Regions from separate parts of the Mus musculus genome. Here region 2 is linked to region 1. A link is a loop called in an ENCODE intact Hi-C map of the cell type or tissue named here. Cell type or tissue: heart. All regions are shown on one strand. Links, peaks and the distances in the headings refer to the core of each region. The heading gives the core; the rest is flanking DNA. Region 1 overlaps Rasal2 (RAS protein activator like 2). Region 2 holds the start of Cryzl2 (crystallin zeta like 2).

Evidence for each region. A loop is a pair of places that touch in the nucleus more often than their neighbours do. Peaks named below come from ENCODE experiments on the same cell type or tissue, not always from the same donor. Only the 100,000 strongest peaks of a DNase experiment are listed, where the experiment ranks them.
Region 2: it touches region 1 in a loop (2.4-fold over the local background); 2 of 42 quality-filtered maps call a loop at or near these places.

What each region holds. Positions count from the first base shown.
Region 1 is chr1:157,138,062-157,146,399 of GRCm38, forward strand. It overlaps Rasal2 (RAS protein activator like 2), which reads right to left. Exons shown (of 18, transcript NM_177644.5): 17 at 8,129-8,216; 18 at 1-2,814. The coding sequence ends at 2,650. Among named protein-coding and RNA genes, the nearest start is that of Gm30694, 21 kb to the left of the region's middle. In heart, for the core only: no CTCF peak of the experiment used is centred there; no DNase peak of the experiment used is centred there; H3K27ac peaks cover 681 bases.
Region 2 is chr1:157,453,391-157,461,728 of GRCm38, forward strand. It overlaps Cryzl2 (crystallin zeta like 2), which reads left to right and starts at 5,178. Exons shown (of 10, transcript NM_001033284.2): 1 at 5,178-5,255; 2 at 5,354-5,462. The coding sequence starts at 5,206. In heart, for the core only: CTCF peaks have their summits at 5,105 and 5,309; a DNase peak (open chromatin) is centred at 5,161; H3K4me3 peaks cover 945 bases; H3K27ac peaks cover 1,220 bases.

The sequences.
Region 1 (8,338 bases), core at 193-8,192:
TACAGTGCTGGGACTGCAGGTCTGTGCCACCCCCCCAATTCAGACCATGCTGGTGTTTGAACCTAGGGCCTCTGGAATGCTAGGCTGGCACTCTGCCAACTGAGCTATACCCCAGTTCAGAATATTTCTGATAGGCTAAAAATATGAGTAGGCTCAAAGGATAATCTAAGATTTAATATCAGGCAACAATGCTGAACTTTCGACCCCTAACTCTCTTAAGACTTATTTTTTTACTTTTTTCCTTCATTCATGGTAACATTACAGAACCTTGAAATATGCTTTGGGCATTCAATCTTGTAATACAGACAGGCTCTTTAAGAAGGTCCCAAAATGTTAATAGTTAAACTGCATTCATCAATATGGCCAGCTCTCTGTAATCTATAACCTGCACTTGAAGACCTTCCCTACCTCAAAGCAAGACATTATCCACATTATATACTTCTGGCCACCAACACTGATATTTGACTAGGTTTTGTGTGGTAGTACTGAAGGATTTTGAAGAATGAAGGAAACACTGCTAGGCTACAAACATGAAAAGATCTATGTTTACCCCCCCCCCCCCCCCCCGCTCCAATACAGGGCATTACTGAAGAATCAATAACCTTCTTTCTTGGGAAGTAATTTTAACCACACTGTGACCTTAGCTTGGAGGGAAGAGATAAGATGTAAAAGAACTGCTGAGGGTCAGGAGAAGGCTCAAGTGGGCGTGGAGCCTGAAGTTCTAAGCATAGTGGGATTCTCCTGCTTTTAAGAGTTATGAAGAAACCCTTTCACAGGTTGTAGGCTGAGGGCTCTGGTGAGGTGGCTGAAGTACAAGGTCAGACCCAAAGGTCAACTGAGGAGCAAGTGAGGCTTGGAATGCACCCCTGGGACTTGGGGGGAAGGAGGCCTTGGTATCTACACCTGGGCTTCAAATAGGAGGGAACTATACATGTTCTCTCGTTTCCTCGTAAGTTTTCTGTTATGTAGAAACACATACTCCATGCATATGGCTCCGTTATGTCTCCCCCCTCGTCCTTTACTTAGAAAAAAATTCTTGAAGTTTATAACTTAAAAAACAAAATGAAACTTTGACTTATTCGAGAAATGTTTTTTTCCCTTGTAAAACTGTGTAGATCTTGCTTAAAGAGATTCAAGACCCTTTTAAACATTTATCTCTGTATATCTGACAGCACAGAAGATATGACCATTTTTGATGTGCACATTGTATGTACATGTGTGAATATATGTATATATATATATTTATATATATATAAAATATTTGCTTAACCTGCATCTAACTTTCCATATCTCTGGTAATCAAGCCTGCATTCCAGATTTCCAGATGACATGTCACACTCTGGAGAAAACCACAGATTTTCTGTCCTATATCAAAGTCATTAATGATAATCTAGGTCAGTCTTGCTGAGTCTACCATGAGTGTGGAATGACAACCAGAATGTGTCATCCTTTCTCTAGCAAGATTAATCATCATTTTTAAGGGGCATGTCTCAGTTTTAGATAGCTTCCAAAATTTTATGGAGAGGATAAATAGAAAGAGGAAGCAATTCATGTTAAGTGGTGACGGGTTACCCTGCCCACAGATTTGCTAATATAGTGGATAAAACCTTTATCCTAAGGAAAAATACAACTGACAAATAGGAAGAGAACGTTTAGTGGGATATTCAGAGATTCCTGCTCTGCTGTATAGTTAGCCCTTTTCTGTGTGGAAAAAGGGTATTTAGTCAGATGGCTTATGAGTGGTCTACTTGAATGGCCACTCTCCAGGGGAGAGTGAGTCCTGTTGGTGCTGACCGCTCCCAGCCTGGGAGGAAAGGGCAGTGGACAAGTGAACATGAAGACAGTAGATAGAGACACGGTACTTACAAATCTGTCAGCTCTAAAGAGCACTTTAAAAAAAGTTGGAGTAAAATCAAAAAATCCCACATCTAACTGTCCATTATAGATGGAGGAAATAAATATTGACAGGAGTTCAAGAGAAATCATTCCTAGTCTAGTTTTGGTACAGTCAACCACTTTTATCTGTGTCTTCTGAAACGGCGGCTCTCCAAAGCAGGTTACAGTCTGTTAGAAGCATCTTGGTTGATCAGTGGCATAAATTACTGTTTTGTATGTATCTTGGTATTTGCAAGTTTTCCTAATGGTAAGGACTATGGTGGGGCTTTTAAACTGGCAGATGAATCCCTGAAAAAAATCCATTCCGACAAGGTCCTATCGTACTCCATGTGCTCCTATCTAATACATGAACTCTACCTACTGAACCAATAGGCTTATTCCTCACTCACACTTGGCTCCTACTTTTCCTCCACTAACAACTGCAGTGCTTTCAATAAGAGAAAAACAATAATAAAATAGTAATAATTAAAAAGGTAATCTACATTATTAACTTCCTTTTGGTATATTACAGTGGTATTTCTGTACACGGCCCAGAACTAAGTTCCCTATGTACATAGAGACACTGGGAAAAGCATCAAACTTCAAGTCTTTGCTTTAAGCCCTGAAAGACAAGGTTCCTTTCTTCATTTAGGAGTTTCTCACCACACTGCCATTTGAAATAACATTCTGTAAACCTGGAGGGTTAAAGGGCTGGGATAGGAGAGCTGGGCAACTTCCTTCTGCCTCCTCCCACAGTCTGTGTCACCAAGGCCATCAGCAGCTGCTATTTTTGAATTCACCATTCTCCGTGATGGAAAGCTTGGTGGGGTTGGTGGGAGAGATGCCATTGCGGACCTGCATGCTGTACCGCTCCTTCACTTGTGTCAGCGCACTCATCAGTCTCGTGTTGGCTGAATCCAGGGACACGATCCGCTTTTCCTACAACACACCAATCGTGGCTTTATTCAGGCTGCATGGAAGAGGCCACCTTCTTTACTGAATCAACAGTTTAGTACTTTCTGTCACAGCATGGTACACATGGTGCTCCCCAAACAAATGGAACGTCTCTGCCTCTTTCTGCACATTGGTTAGGCTCAGCACCCCCTCCCCTTAATCTCTGTTACTCATTTCTGCATAACAGGACTTCTTACCAACAACACTCTGTGGCATTCATTACTAGGCTGTCTGTAAAAATGACACCATCAGTCAAGCTGCCTTATGTAGTAAGTGCTTTTGTCAAAACTGAAACATGGAAATTAGGTGGCAAAGAAAGAAGCACCAGAGGTTTCATTTCCCAGCAGAGAAGTGCACGTGATCCATGGAGTCACCGCCCAAAGAAGGCAGAACAGTCACATCCGGAAAGAATTCACATTGTGCTCAAAATTAAAACAATGCATGGTGGCAGTCTAGAGTCACCAACAAGGTGAGGATGCAAGAGCAAGAGGTAAGAGCAGCCAGAAGCTCAGACCAAGGAGTTGTTTGAATCTGGGGAGGGAGATGTGGCTGGAAGGGATGCTATAAACATAACACATGAGAACAGACAGAGGACACAGGCTCCTAGACCCATTCCAGCTCAGTGACTCCAGGAAAGCTGCCCAGTAATGGCACACTTTCATTTTACTCTTGGATTTTAAAATAAAATAAAACAAAAGCAATGCTTTTGGAACTACGGGTTGTTGAATTTTCACATATCCACCAGAGAGAGGGGATGGATGGACATTCCCCCCCCCCCCTCAAATGTTTTACAGTAGGATAAAACATTATCAGTCTCACAAAAGTTAGGAGACTTTCATCTTTATACCCTGGGACTTTCCCAACAAACATGAATTACTTATTTTTCAGAAAATAAAGACAGAGAAAGACAATCTCGTCCTATCCTCACGATTTGAAAAGGAAATAGCCCATGAGGACCAACCTTAACACAAATGAAGCTTTCTTTTCTCTGAGTTTATCCAGGAAGACATGGACAAAGTTTAGTCATGCTGGGGACCTAGTACTGCTCTGCTGGGACACGAGCTGCCAAGAGCAAGCCTAGTGACGGTCAGGGGACCGGGGTGGGCGGGTGCTGGTGAGGGAGTCTGGGTAAAGCCATAGGTGACTACAGCATCAAGCAATGCTTGCCCCTCTCTCTCTCTCTCTCTCTCTCTCTCTCTCCCCCTCCCCTCTTTGTTGCAAGCAGGAAGTTGTCTTTATGGCAGAAGGGGTTGGTGGCTTCAGTTTAAATGTATGAAAAAACAAAAGCAACCCAACTACTGCTATTATTATTCCTTTAAATAATTCCCATTCTCTGGTGCAAGACTCAGGTGGTAAGATACAGAATCAGTATTATTAACTATCCACTTACTATATATATATATATTTAAAACAAAACAAAACAAAACACATGACTTGTGGCTAGGAGGTGGTGGACACACACACCTGTATCTCAGTACTCAGGAAGCAGAGGCAGGTGGATCTCTGTGAGTTTGAGGCCAGCCTGGTTTACAGACTGAGTTCCAGGCCAGCCAGGGCTACATAAAAAATCCCTGTCTTAAAAAAACAAGCCGGGCGTGGTGGCACACGCCTTTAATCCCAGCACTCGGGAGGCAGAGGCAGGCGGATTTCTGAGTTCGAGGCCAGCCTGGTCTACAAAATGAGTTCCAGGACAGCCAGGACTACACAGAGAAACCCTGTCTCAAAAAAACACCAAAAAAAAAAAATAAAATAAAATAAAAAAAACAAAAAAACCCAGAAACCCAAAAAGAAAAAAAAAAAAAGAAAAAAGAAAAAAGAAAGATGACTTGTTTTAAGAACAGGAGTAACTCAAAGACAGATTTATTATCCTTTTAAAAAATAGTAATTACTTAAAAATTATAGTTAGTGGAATTTACTGGGAGAACAAATACAGGTCTTTTCAAAGACAATAAGTAAGGATAGGCTAAAAACTAAGAGGTAGATTCCAAATATAATTCCCCTCTTCACACTATGTAATTACCCCTAAATGGAATAAACGGTACTTACATTTTTAAATAAATATTTGTTTCATTTTTGTCAGTATCAAATTTCTTATGTATTATATAAATAAAAAGTTTTTACCATAACTGGCATTTTTTTAGAATAGGCAAGGAAAGTTAGTTCAGTAACAAATGATAAGGCCCCAATACTAAGAAAAACACTGGTCCTGGGGTTCATAAAAAAATCAAGCAGTCACAAAAACAAAACAAGACAATCTCCCAGCTCTTTTAAAAATCAAGTTTAGTCATAAAAGGTAAAAAAAGAGCCTGAGAAGGATTGCGATTATATATTACCTGCAAATAACTGATAGCAAACAACCTCCCCTACTAGATATCTCAAAGTTTCTAAGCAGAGAAACTCCCTTTGTTTTCCCCACTGCCAGCTTTCAAAATGAAACAGAAATTAATGGAATAAAAAATACCCCCACTAAACTAAAAACAATCTCAAACAGGAAACCAAGGCTCAGCTGGCCCAAGTTGCTATGCCATTTGATTCTGCCTGGGTTAGAATGCAAAGCAATCTAACATTCCTGACAGGAAGGACTTAACACGGGAGTGCCCGGAGCTGGAATGTGTAGGAGGCCAGTGCACTGGCCAGGGCTGGGGACTGCTCAGCTAGAGAACGACAGGGTTTACTTGCCTGTTTGAATAATCTCATTTCCATTTATGACCTGTAATTTAACACAGTGGAGATATCACTTGCAATAGTAACTAGGCAGCTGCTTTGTTTCTCATAGGAAGAAGCCCCTCTCTGTTCTCCATCCTGTCACAGGGGTGAAAGGTGCCACACTTCGTATAGTCTTTGGTGCTATCACTGTGACCCCAGTGAGCTGTGAGGTTCAGGACGGGTGATTCTGCCACTCATCCGTTTGCAGTCCTGCTAGAAAGGGACTACTGATGTGGGCCTGTGCTTTGCAGCATGAACTGACTCATGGAGAGGGAGAAGCTGAACTCCCTGTCAAGGAGCAGGGGCTGCCACGAGAGATGAAAACCACTCCTGGGTACCTGAGTGCTAGTGTTCTGAAAAATGATATAATTAATCCTAGTGCAAAGAAAGTAACTATTTCCATTTTAGAAATGATTTTTTACTATTATTGACAGTAAGACACAGGGCTGATATATCAAAGTATAGATTGCCTCCTAGGTAGACTATTATTCCCAAACATGTCATCATTGAAGAAATGAAGCCAAGAGGACTACTCTGCTTCAACACTCACTTAAGAGATAAGATTTGTTCTTGCAGAAAATAATCTGATAATAAGCCATTCATTACAATGAATAAGTATGTACAGTCTTGCTATTCTACGATTCTATGTACCAGTAAGCCAGCAGCTTGGATTGAGAATGCTCCCTTTTAAGACACTATTATATTTTGAGCTGCCTTGGTATTTATAGTTTGTGCAGCAGTTTTCAAATGTGGTTCAGTCTGAGTATTCTTGATGGATCTATATTAGCTTTCATAGAGGGATTTATACTATAATAAAGCCTATGCTTTAGTGGGAAGCACATCACATTTAATCAAACCCAGAATGTTCTGACCCATTAGTTGAGAGTGGTCTTCATGGTTGTGTAGTCAGTGAGTGTATTGGTTTATGGAAGGTACCTTGGTTCAATGGAAATAGTCCAGAGAACCAAGCCATTGGAAAAGCAAACTGCCAGACCATAAGTCTGACTGCCTGAGCTCTGAGGATACCATTGTTTCCACCTCTGAGAGCTTCTGACTTCTGGTCAATCAAATTCCCTTCCTGGATTCCATCTTTATTGACCACTTTCTGCTTTATATTTAACATCAAAACTGGAGACAGGTGGAGGTGAAACTCCCTGGAAACTAGTGCTGGAGCTGTCCTGCCAGCCAGCATACAGAGTCATACTGTGTTGCTGGCAAGTTCCCTCTGCTTAAGACTGCACTAAAATTGGCTGAAATCTGCTGTGTTCCAGCACTAAGATCTCGCTGTGTGATTACTAATAAGGCTCACATTGCTTCACATTGTTATACCGCGAATCCAAAGGGGAAACTTTTCAGCACTAGTTTTCTTGAGGAAATTACTATCTTTATCTATGCTATTTCTCTTAAGATTAAGGAGTGATATATTTTTTTTTAAATCTGATAATATGGCAATATGGCCTTGTTTCTACTATTCTTCCTAGCTTACCTTGGGAATACCTTGAAAGAATAAAAGTAAGAAGGGCATGTAAGGTAATCATAGCATATATTTCTCTGGCTCAAAAGAGGTCAAACATCCAGAATTTGACTCTAAAACAGTTTGGGAGCTATGTATGTAAGAAAGCATCACATCTCACAACGAGCTTCTAAGCCCAGTGTGCTTCAAGGCTTCAAGACAGATGACGCCTGGGAAGCGCCCTCCCACAGCTGTGCTCCTAGTTTGAAAAATAAACCCACTTTACACTGAGCTCATAAGAAAATTTGCTTGTTGAAGGGCATGTGTAAGAATACTGGGGGCTTGGCTAGTTTTCCCCGGAGATGTGGTTAGATAAATCACTATCAAAACTGTAATTGCCTTTTGTAACTTATTTCCATATAAGAAATAAATCATACTCTACAGTGATAAAGCAACAAGGAATTGGAAATATTCCATATATACTAGATTTTGCTCTGATCAATGGTGTGTTTCCTTGTGAAGGGTATCATTCTACTAGGTGTAAGCTGTCATCAATAGAAACCTAGGTTCTAATTTTATCAATATTTTTAAAAATAGTTTTATCCAGAGGCTTTCTGAGCATAGCACCAACAAAGAAGGGCAGCCAAGCACATTCCAAGCGGCAATGCCAACCCTTGAACCAAAAGGATAACAAGGAAAGCTGTCTCCTACAACCTTATCTTTCCTCTACAATTCCTTTGCTGTGACTAGGCGTGGATGGCAGTGGATGTGACTGACAAGACCGTGCAGAACACAGCCAAGCAATGGTTAGTGTAGGTCACAACCCAGATATATGCAGTGCACTTTTCTACAGTTTCCTTCTTAGAGAATGCCCTCCTTTCCTCAAGGAGAGAAGCCAACTTCATCATGTACCTTGCTAAGACTTGTCAAACAACTACATTAAATACACAGTACTTTACACACTAATATTAATGCTATATCAATATGGAGGTCATATGGAAACTCATCCAATATTCAAAGGATAATGCCAAGAAACTTCCAGTATCTTGTTTTCTACTGATTTGCCATTTGCAAGGATGGGAAGTCAGAGAGTAAAAGCTATTAAAACAAGTGTTTTCACTAAGTTCAGGGCCTGCTTACCTGTGCATCAATTATTTTCTGCTTTGCATCAATAACTGCTTGCATCTCAGCATGATCTTTCTTTAATTCTTCTTCCACAGCCATTAGCCTAGAATGTGGTAGGAAGAAGGTATTGATATTTTCAAAGACAGGGCTAGGCAACACAGAGAATGAGAAACTTAAAACATCTGTTTCCCAACAGAAGACCTCTTTTATTGTAATAACCTTTTC
Region 2 (8,338 bases), core at 265-8,264, 320 kb after region 1:
AACCCTCTTCAGCCTATATGCCAGATCCATAAAAGAGTGGGAAAAAAATGGTATCCTAGTATCCTGGTATATAGGACCATTGTGAGGGCTAATGAAGCCATGCAGAAGCATTTGCAAACTGCTCTGTTTGGAGAAACCACCAAGTGCTCATTCTAATGCTAATCACCATTACTCACACTATTAATGATGAAGCTGTTTGGGTGACAGTGCTTTGAAACTTATGAAGCACTATGAGAAAGTGAAGTAAGGATGGTGATGATATGATGGTTGTGGTGGTGGTGGTGGTAGTGATGCAGATGATGACGTATACATGGAGAAATGAGATTCATCTAGCATGACAGAAAGAGTAGCAGACAGGAAAATCTGATCTTAATGCTGTTCCTAAGACAACGAAGCAATGTGACCTTGGGCTAGACCCCACCTACTCTGTTTCTTACAAAGGGGGAAGTTTGATGAGACTACCTTTTTGTTGTCATTATATTTTGAGACACTGGCTATATATTCTGGCTGTCGAGGTTAGCCTTGAACTCACAGAGCTCCTCCCACCTGTGCCCCCTAAGTACTGGGATTAATAGTAAGACTACCCAGAATTCCATCTCAGATCAGAAATCCTGATTCTATGGGTACTGGAAAAATAACTTGCAGAGCAAACCTTATTATATGGATCAATGACTAAAGCACTTCTCTGGAGCTGATAAAAGCTAACTCTGCTGTAGTGATCGGTAGTAATGTTCAGGGGAGAGTACGGAGAAGGCAAACTCTTCCTATACGTCTTGGGATTTTGGAGGACATCACAAGATGACAGCTGATAACTACAGTAGCAATGCTGATCTACGTGAATATCAAATTATGCCAGTAGCTATGAACTCAGGTAAGAAAGCATGTGCAAGCTGGAGAGTTGGCTCAGTGGTTAGGAGCACTGACTGCTCTTCTAGAGGTCCTGAGTTCAATTCCCAGCAACCACATGGTGGCTCACAACCATCTGTAATGGGATCCAATGCCCTCTTCTGGTGTATCTGAAGACAGCAACAGTGTTCTCACATACATAAAATAAATAAATCATATATATATGGGTTTACTACCCTTAGAGAGAGAGACAGAGAGAGAGAGAGAGAGAGAGCAAGCAAGCATGTGCAAGAGCCCTTAAAACTGGGACTCCAGTTCTAGGGCACCTGACTCCCTCTTATGGCCTCCATTCCTGCATGTGATACACATAAACTCACATAAACTTATGAATGAACACACACACACACACACTAAACAGATTGATAGATAGATGATAGATAGATACTAAATAAACAAATAAACAAACAAACAACCTTTGGGATTTGTGGCTTCAGTTGTGTGGGGCCAGCAGCTTTCCTATGCAACTGGTAGAGCTCCTTGCTTCCCACCCTCTTGGCATTAATTGAGTACTGCTATGTGCTGGACGTAGAAGTAAACTTGGAGGCAGCAGCAGCAGCTTTTCCTTTCAAGCCCTGTTTTTGGATGGTGCATTTTTACTGTTGGAGGATTCTTGTACCTTCCCATCGTCATCCTAAGTTGAGCGTATACTGTTTTCTACTATCCTGTGAAAACAGAGCGGTTTGCGTCTCAGGCTTTGGCTTGCTTCTTCACCCCCAGCTCTCCAGCAGCTTCTGGATGTTAAATATTATCTCTCCGTGTGATATGCACCAGAAGGAAGACTCAGCTGTTACTCTTTTACTTCCCTAATGAGCCTCAAGCTGGTTCAAGCTGGTTTAGAGGGCAGTGATCAATCTCCTGCCTCCTTTAGAGAGGACTGAGTGTTCAGATTTAGCTGCTCGATGTTAATCTCCTACAGCACTCAACTTTTATTCTTCTTGTTTCTTCTTGCCACCTCACTCCCAAATAAAATTAAATAACCGGGGACAACTAGAAGCAATAGCTGAACGTAGACAGTAAGGTGTGGCAACGTCTCGATGGATAAGCTAGATGTCTCTCTTGCTACTATGAAAACCACTATTAAACAGCCTGTCACCCTTTTAACTGCTCTCTGTAGACGTCAAACTTATTTTTACACATAAGTGCGCAAATCACTTCAATTACCTAAAATATTTTCAACACCTTTCAAGACTCTTTTTTCTTTTTAAAGATTTACTTATTTTATGTATGTGAGTATACTATAGCTTTCTGTCTTCACACACAACAGGAGAAGACATCAAATCCCGTTACAGATGGTTGTGAGCCACCATGTGGTTGCTGGGAATTGAACTCAGGTCCTCTGGAAAAGCAGTCAGTACTTGTAACCACTGAGCCATCTCTCCAGCCTTCAGGACTCTTAAATAGATTTCTACTTTTTTTTTTAGATTTTTCATAAATGTTGAATGCCATCTTGAAAATTTTCCTTACACTCCTTGATCTTCATATTCTCTGAGAATGGCAGAATATTGTGAAAACAACAATAGAACCTTTTTCTGGAGCTGGATAGGCATCTTGGTGAGTAAGAGTACCCGCTGTACAAGCAGGAGGGCCTGGTTTTAATCCCAGCAGCCTCCTCAAAAGCTTGAAGGGGTCGTGTGCATCGCTCCATCCCCAGAACTGTGTGTGTTTTGGGGGAGGGATGTTGAAGACAGGAGAATCCCTGGAGCTTGTTTACTGCCAGCCTAGCTCCGGGTCTAGTGAGAGACTCTGTCTTGAAGGGAAAAGGCAGAGAATGAGAGAGTAACATACTTAACATCCTTCTCTGGCCTCTGTGTGAACCTAGACATGTTCACCCTTGTACATACATGAACTTATACCACACATACATTCCCCCCCACCCCCATATACTTGCACATGAAAACCTTTCTGTAAAAGCACTTAATTACAAATATGAGACTTAATACTTAGTGTTATTTCCAATTACCTGGAAAATTAATACTAGATAACTGAGTTCTCGTTCAATAATTTATTAGGTACATATCTATTAAATACTGAAAATGTTATGCATTATACAGATCCTACAAATTAAACAAGATTAAGAAATGGTTGCTAGGCCTGGGTGTGGTGGTGTATACCTTTAATCCCAGCACTCTGGAGGTACCAGTTGGATCTCTTGTGAGTTTGAGGCCAGCCTGGTCTACACAGCAATAACAATTAATACTCAGAACAAACAATCATTACATACTTCATAAGTTAGAGATTTATTGCTGTTGGCTTTCCTGGCAACCAGGAACTCCCTCCTCCATCCCCGTTGCTATGGATCAAGCTCAGGGCCTTACAGTCTAGGTTGGTGCTCTACTCTGGAGTTACACTACAGGCTTAAGGATGACCATTTGGTGGTGACATGGATTTCTCCACTATTCCTATCTTTCCTTTTTTTCACATTGCTGGAGATTGAACCCAGGGCCTCTAGTTTGCCAGGGTGAGCACCATAGCACTGAGCTACATCTCCAGGTCCCAAGTTCATCTTACATGCTTGGTTTATATGCCGTTTACAGAGTGCTTTCCTGCCTGTCTCATTGGAGCCATGGGTTTTTTAAAAGAAATCATCTCCCATTGTAGACATTGCTTCCCTTCGGTTGTTTGTATGTGGAGCTGAAAATTCCCAACGGGTACGATTATGATGACAGCGCCTACTGCACACCTGAGGGGCTTATTTGTTCTTGGGTTCCTCAGCCCTCAAAGCCTTTAGGTCATAAACTCAGAAATGCATCCTTCCTTTTCGCTTTACAGTTTCCTCCATTCAATTGCTGTTCGTTCCTGCTCAATGCCTTCTCTTATGGAAGAGTTAATTGAGGGCGAGAACCATTAGGGAGGTGGCCAAAGAGGTGGTAGAACTGGATTTCAACCTGTGGCCTATACCCTCTGGCCAGATGTCTTCCAAAGATGCCATGCTGTCGTTAAATCTATTTATCCAATGATATAGTCTTCCATTCTTTCCAGCATAGCATGTACCTCACATACATTGCTGGCGTATAGTCACTTGCTGTTTTAAATAGGTCAGATAGATCTACATCTAATACTAACGTGTGTGTGTGTGTGTGTGTGTGTACATACATGTACATGGTTCATGTGTAAGGTCAGCATTTGGAGGTTAAAGGACAATTTTTGGGAGTAGGGTCTCTCTTTCTACCATGTGACGTCTGGGGGTTGAATTTAGCTTATCAACCTTGATAGCAAGCACCCTTACCCACTCAGTTATCTTGCCAATGCCAAAGCAATTTTATATACTATTTCATATAGACAGTAGTATTATTTTTGGTTCTTCTAGGGCATACCTGTGCCCCTAAGGCTTATGTCATCACTGAATCACATTTACCAAGGGGTAAACCTTTGGAGCATGAGAGTCATTAAGTTTTGGGCTGACTTTTTATTTATTTTTTTACTAACTAATATTTTAAGACAGGGTTTCTCTATGTAGTCCTGGCTGGCCAGGAACTGGCTATGTAGACTAAGTTGGCCTCAAATTTACCAAGATTTACCTATCTTTGCCTTCTGAGTGATGGGATTAAAGGCATGTGTCATCATGTTAATTTATTTTTATTTTTATCGGAGACAGGTCTTACAATGTAGCTCTGGCTGATTCGAATGTTCAGTTTTCTTGTCTCTGTCTCCTGGGCCCTGGGATTACAGGCGTGTGCCCAGCTGGCTTGTCTTTAATTGGATATTCTCTTTGGATTTGTTCAGGATCAGTTAACACCAGACTATTGGTAACAGTTTAGTTTTTTTTATCATAATTAGTCCTGTGTGAGAAAATTAGTGGCAAGAACTCTAGCAGTTCAAATGTAGACATCAAAGGATTCACCTGTGCATTTTGGACTTCTTTCTTAGAAAGAACCCCAGAACTACTACTGAAATGTTACCAAACACAGATTTAATAGTCTTCCAGGCACACCCTGTAGTTCCAGCACTCAGGAAACAAGAGGCAGGAAGATGACATGTTCTAGGCCAGCCTGGTCAACACTGTGAGAGCTACCTAATGAGACCCTGTCTCAAAGACTCTTAATCTGGGGTGATCGAATCATTTCCCTCATGCTTCCTTTTTGTTTTCCAGAACCAGCGAAGAGATCAAGGGTTGCACACACTGTTTGGTCTAACCCTAGAAGTGGTGTGGGGCTGACAGTCCCCTGCACAGACAGACAAGAGCTCCGCCTGCCGGTCAGGTCACCCGGCCAGAGCAGGCACGTCCTGGGACGCCTTTCCGCTCTCCCCAGAGCTCTTCCTGCCACATGCTGGCCACGCCCCTCGCGACTTCAGCTGGCCATGGCAGCAAGGCTGTGTACGCGTTGCCTCCCTCCGGTGTGGCTCTGCAGGTGCAAGCCCAACTCCCCCCCCCCCCGCCCCCCCCCCGGCCCCCTTACAGACCCCAGGGGTACTGCTGAGAAAACCAGCTCCCTTTTCTTTGTTGCAGGCAAGCCTGGCAGGGCCAAGGCCGGCACTACCGAGCTGCACTCTGCACCGAGTTGAAGCAGCCCCTGACCATTCAAGAGGTGGCTCCCCGCCCCGTCGGGCCACAGGAGGTAGGGTGACAAGCTTGACCCCGGGATGCCTCCTTGTATAGTTCAGAGCCTCTGACTTTCTCGGCCCAGCACTCGTGGGCTTCCTGCTTCGGTCAAAATCCTAGTTCCCAAGCGTAGGGGGCGACCAGAGGCTGGAGCGCACCCACTTTAGGTTGGAAGGTCAAGCCCTTTCAAGGTTCACGGAAAGGCTAGAAATGTCAAGGAAGCCCTCCCTCAAATCTCAAGCATAGGCCTCTCAGAGAGCTCCAGAGCCGTTGCCTTAGAAACTGTGTCTGATTTACACAGGACTTTACATAACAATACAGACAAAAGGACCCTTATCCTTTGCTTAGCCCCTCTTCAGGGTCAGTATCAAATTATGTACGGGTCCCCGAACCATTGCCCCCATCCCAATCTATCTCATGAAGAATACAAGCCTGGGCTCCTCTTATGTCCTGCTGTAATTTGGGATGAGATCCTTTTCCTGCCAGGAAATGTGGAAGTCACCTTGGCCTTGCCTGTTGACCACTTTGGTGACAGCGTGTGACACATATGTAGTAGAGAATGACAATTTGAAACAGGGTGGAGTACGCAAGAGTATCTTCATGTTAGGGGTCGCTCATGAGAGGCAGAGATGCAGCTACAGTTGTAAAGGTCACCCAAATGGGGCCTGTGGTTAAAACAGATTATTGGAAGAGAGGGTGATCACAGCCATTCAACTTCCCTCATCTTGAGTCATTCATTTCTGGGATAACACCATGTCATCCAGGCTGGAACTGAACTTACAGTCTTCTTGTGTCAGTCTCCGGAGTGCAGAAATGCCTCCCTACTCTTGGCTAAGTTGTTTTTAAACCAAGGTGGAGTGTCTTGAGGACAGTGGACATGCTATCCACCAGTCAATAAGTACTCCAGTTTTTGGATGCGGAGGCATGGGCTCCCCAGTTTTGCTGTTTGCATTGTAAGGAGCTAGCTTCTGAGAGTGTTTTTATGTTATTTTTCTTTGCCTTTAAATCCCTGGAGTTTGCAACGGGCCCTGGCATGTGGCACATACTTAAAGAACTGAGAAATGAATGATTTTGATAGATAAAGAATGGCTTCTAACCAACCCGCCACCTCTCCAGTAAACGTAAACACGTAGAGCACATTGATCTGGGATTCCAGCTGGCACCTTTTGGGATCCCCACCCTTGTGGGCTGCATTCTCTGATGAGCACCAGAGTTCTCTGGGCCTGTTCAGACAGGTTGCTGAGCCTCTCCTATCTTCCCATGTATGAGTCAGTATGGGGTGTGGCCTCAAAGTTGGAACTTCTTTTTTTTTTTTTTTTTTTTAAGACAAGAGTCTCATTATGTATCCCTAGCTGGCCTGGAACTCATAGAAATCTGCCCATCTCTGTCTTCTCAGTGCTGTCGTTAAGGGCAAACTTCACCCCAACACAAGGTGAAGTTTGAATTTCTAACCAAATCGCAGATGATGCCAGTGATGATGGTCCTGGACCCACCACCTTTTGAAACTCACTGGCTCCTCAAAAGGTCTAGAGTAGTGGTTCTCAGCTATGGATTGTGACCCCTTTAGGGGTTGGATGACTGTATTAGTCAGGGTTCTCTAGAGTCACAGAACTTATGGACAGTCTCTAGATAGTAAAGGAATTTATTGATGACTTACAGTCGGCAGCCCAATTCCCAACAATTGTTCAGTCGCAGCTGTGAATGGAAGTCCAAGGATCTAGCAGTTACTCAGTCTCACACAGCAAGCAGGCGAAGGAGCCAGAGCTAGACTCCCTTCTTCCAATGTCCTTATATTGTTTCCAACAGAAGGTGTAGCCCAGATTAAAGGTGTGTTCCACCACACCTTTAATCCCAGATCAAAGGTGTAGCCCAGATTAAAGGTGTGTTCCTTAAACTCGGAGATTTAATCTTCTGGAATCCATAGCCACTATGGCTCAAGATCTCCTAACCAAGATCCAGATAAGGATCTCCAAGCCTCCAGATAAGGGTCACTGGTGAGCCTTTCAATTCTGGATTGTAGTTCATTCCAAATATAGTCAAGTTGACAACCAGGAATAGCCACTACAGATGACCCTTTCACAGGGGTCCCATCTCAGATACCTTGCATACCAAGGCATTTACCTTACAACTCATGACAGTAGCAAATTGCGGTTATGAAGTAGCAATGAAAATAATTTTATGGTTGGGGCTCACCACCACATGAGGAACTGTGTTAAATGGTCGCAGCATTAGGAAGGTTGAAAACCACTGCTCTAGAGAAACTGCTGGCCATGTGGTTGTAGTTCTACCTCAGTGATGACTTTGTCAAGAGCATAGAAGACAGGGATCTAGGCTGTCCTCCCGGGTTCGAGCTACTCAAATTCCAGCATATTGCCTTTGCTCAGACAACGCCGCAACCCCCTGCTTAGTGGCGTTCTGTTGTTCCCAGTATGAAGGACCTTCCTCAGTTCAGACCTACAAATCTCAGTGTAGTGTGGAGCTCTCACTCCTTGTCGCTCTCTCCTCTTCCAGTTCTAGACTTGCTAGTTTTTCTTTTGTCCCTCACGCAGGGCATCTGCACACGCCATAGCTTTTGTCTGTGCCAAGCACCAAGCGTTCACCTCCAAGTTTGAATCATTAACTCTTGGCTTTTACTAGTGCAAGGGTTACTTTCCTAGTTTTCCTTGGCATTCCTCAAGAGGTCACATACCCTCATCATGTGCTTTCTCCTACCTTTAAGACTTTATGTTAGGTTATAATTTAACACATATGAGCCACGCATGGTGGTTCAGGTTTATAATTTTGAGAGGCCACAGGGAAGATTTTAAGTTTGAGGCCAGCATGGACTACATAGTGAGTTTGAGGCCAGCCTGGGCTACATAGTGAGATTCTGACTCAACAACATATGGCTTT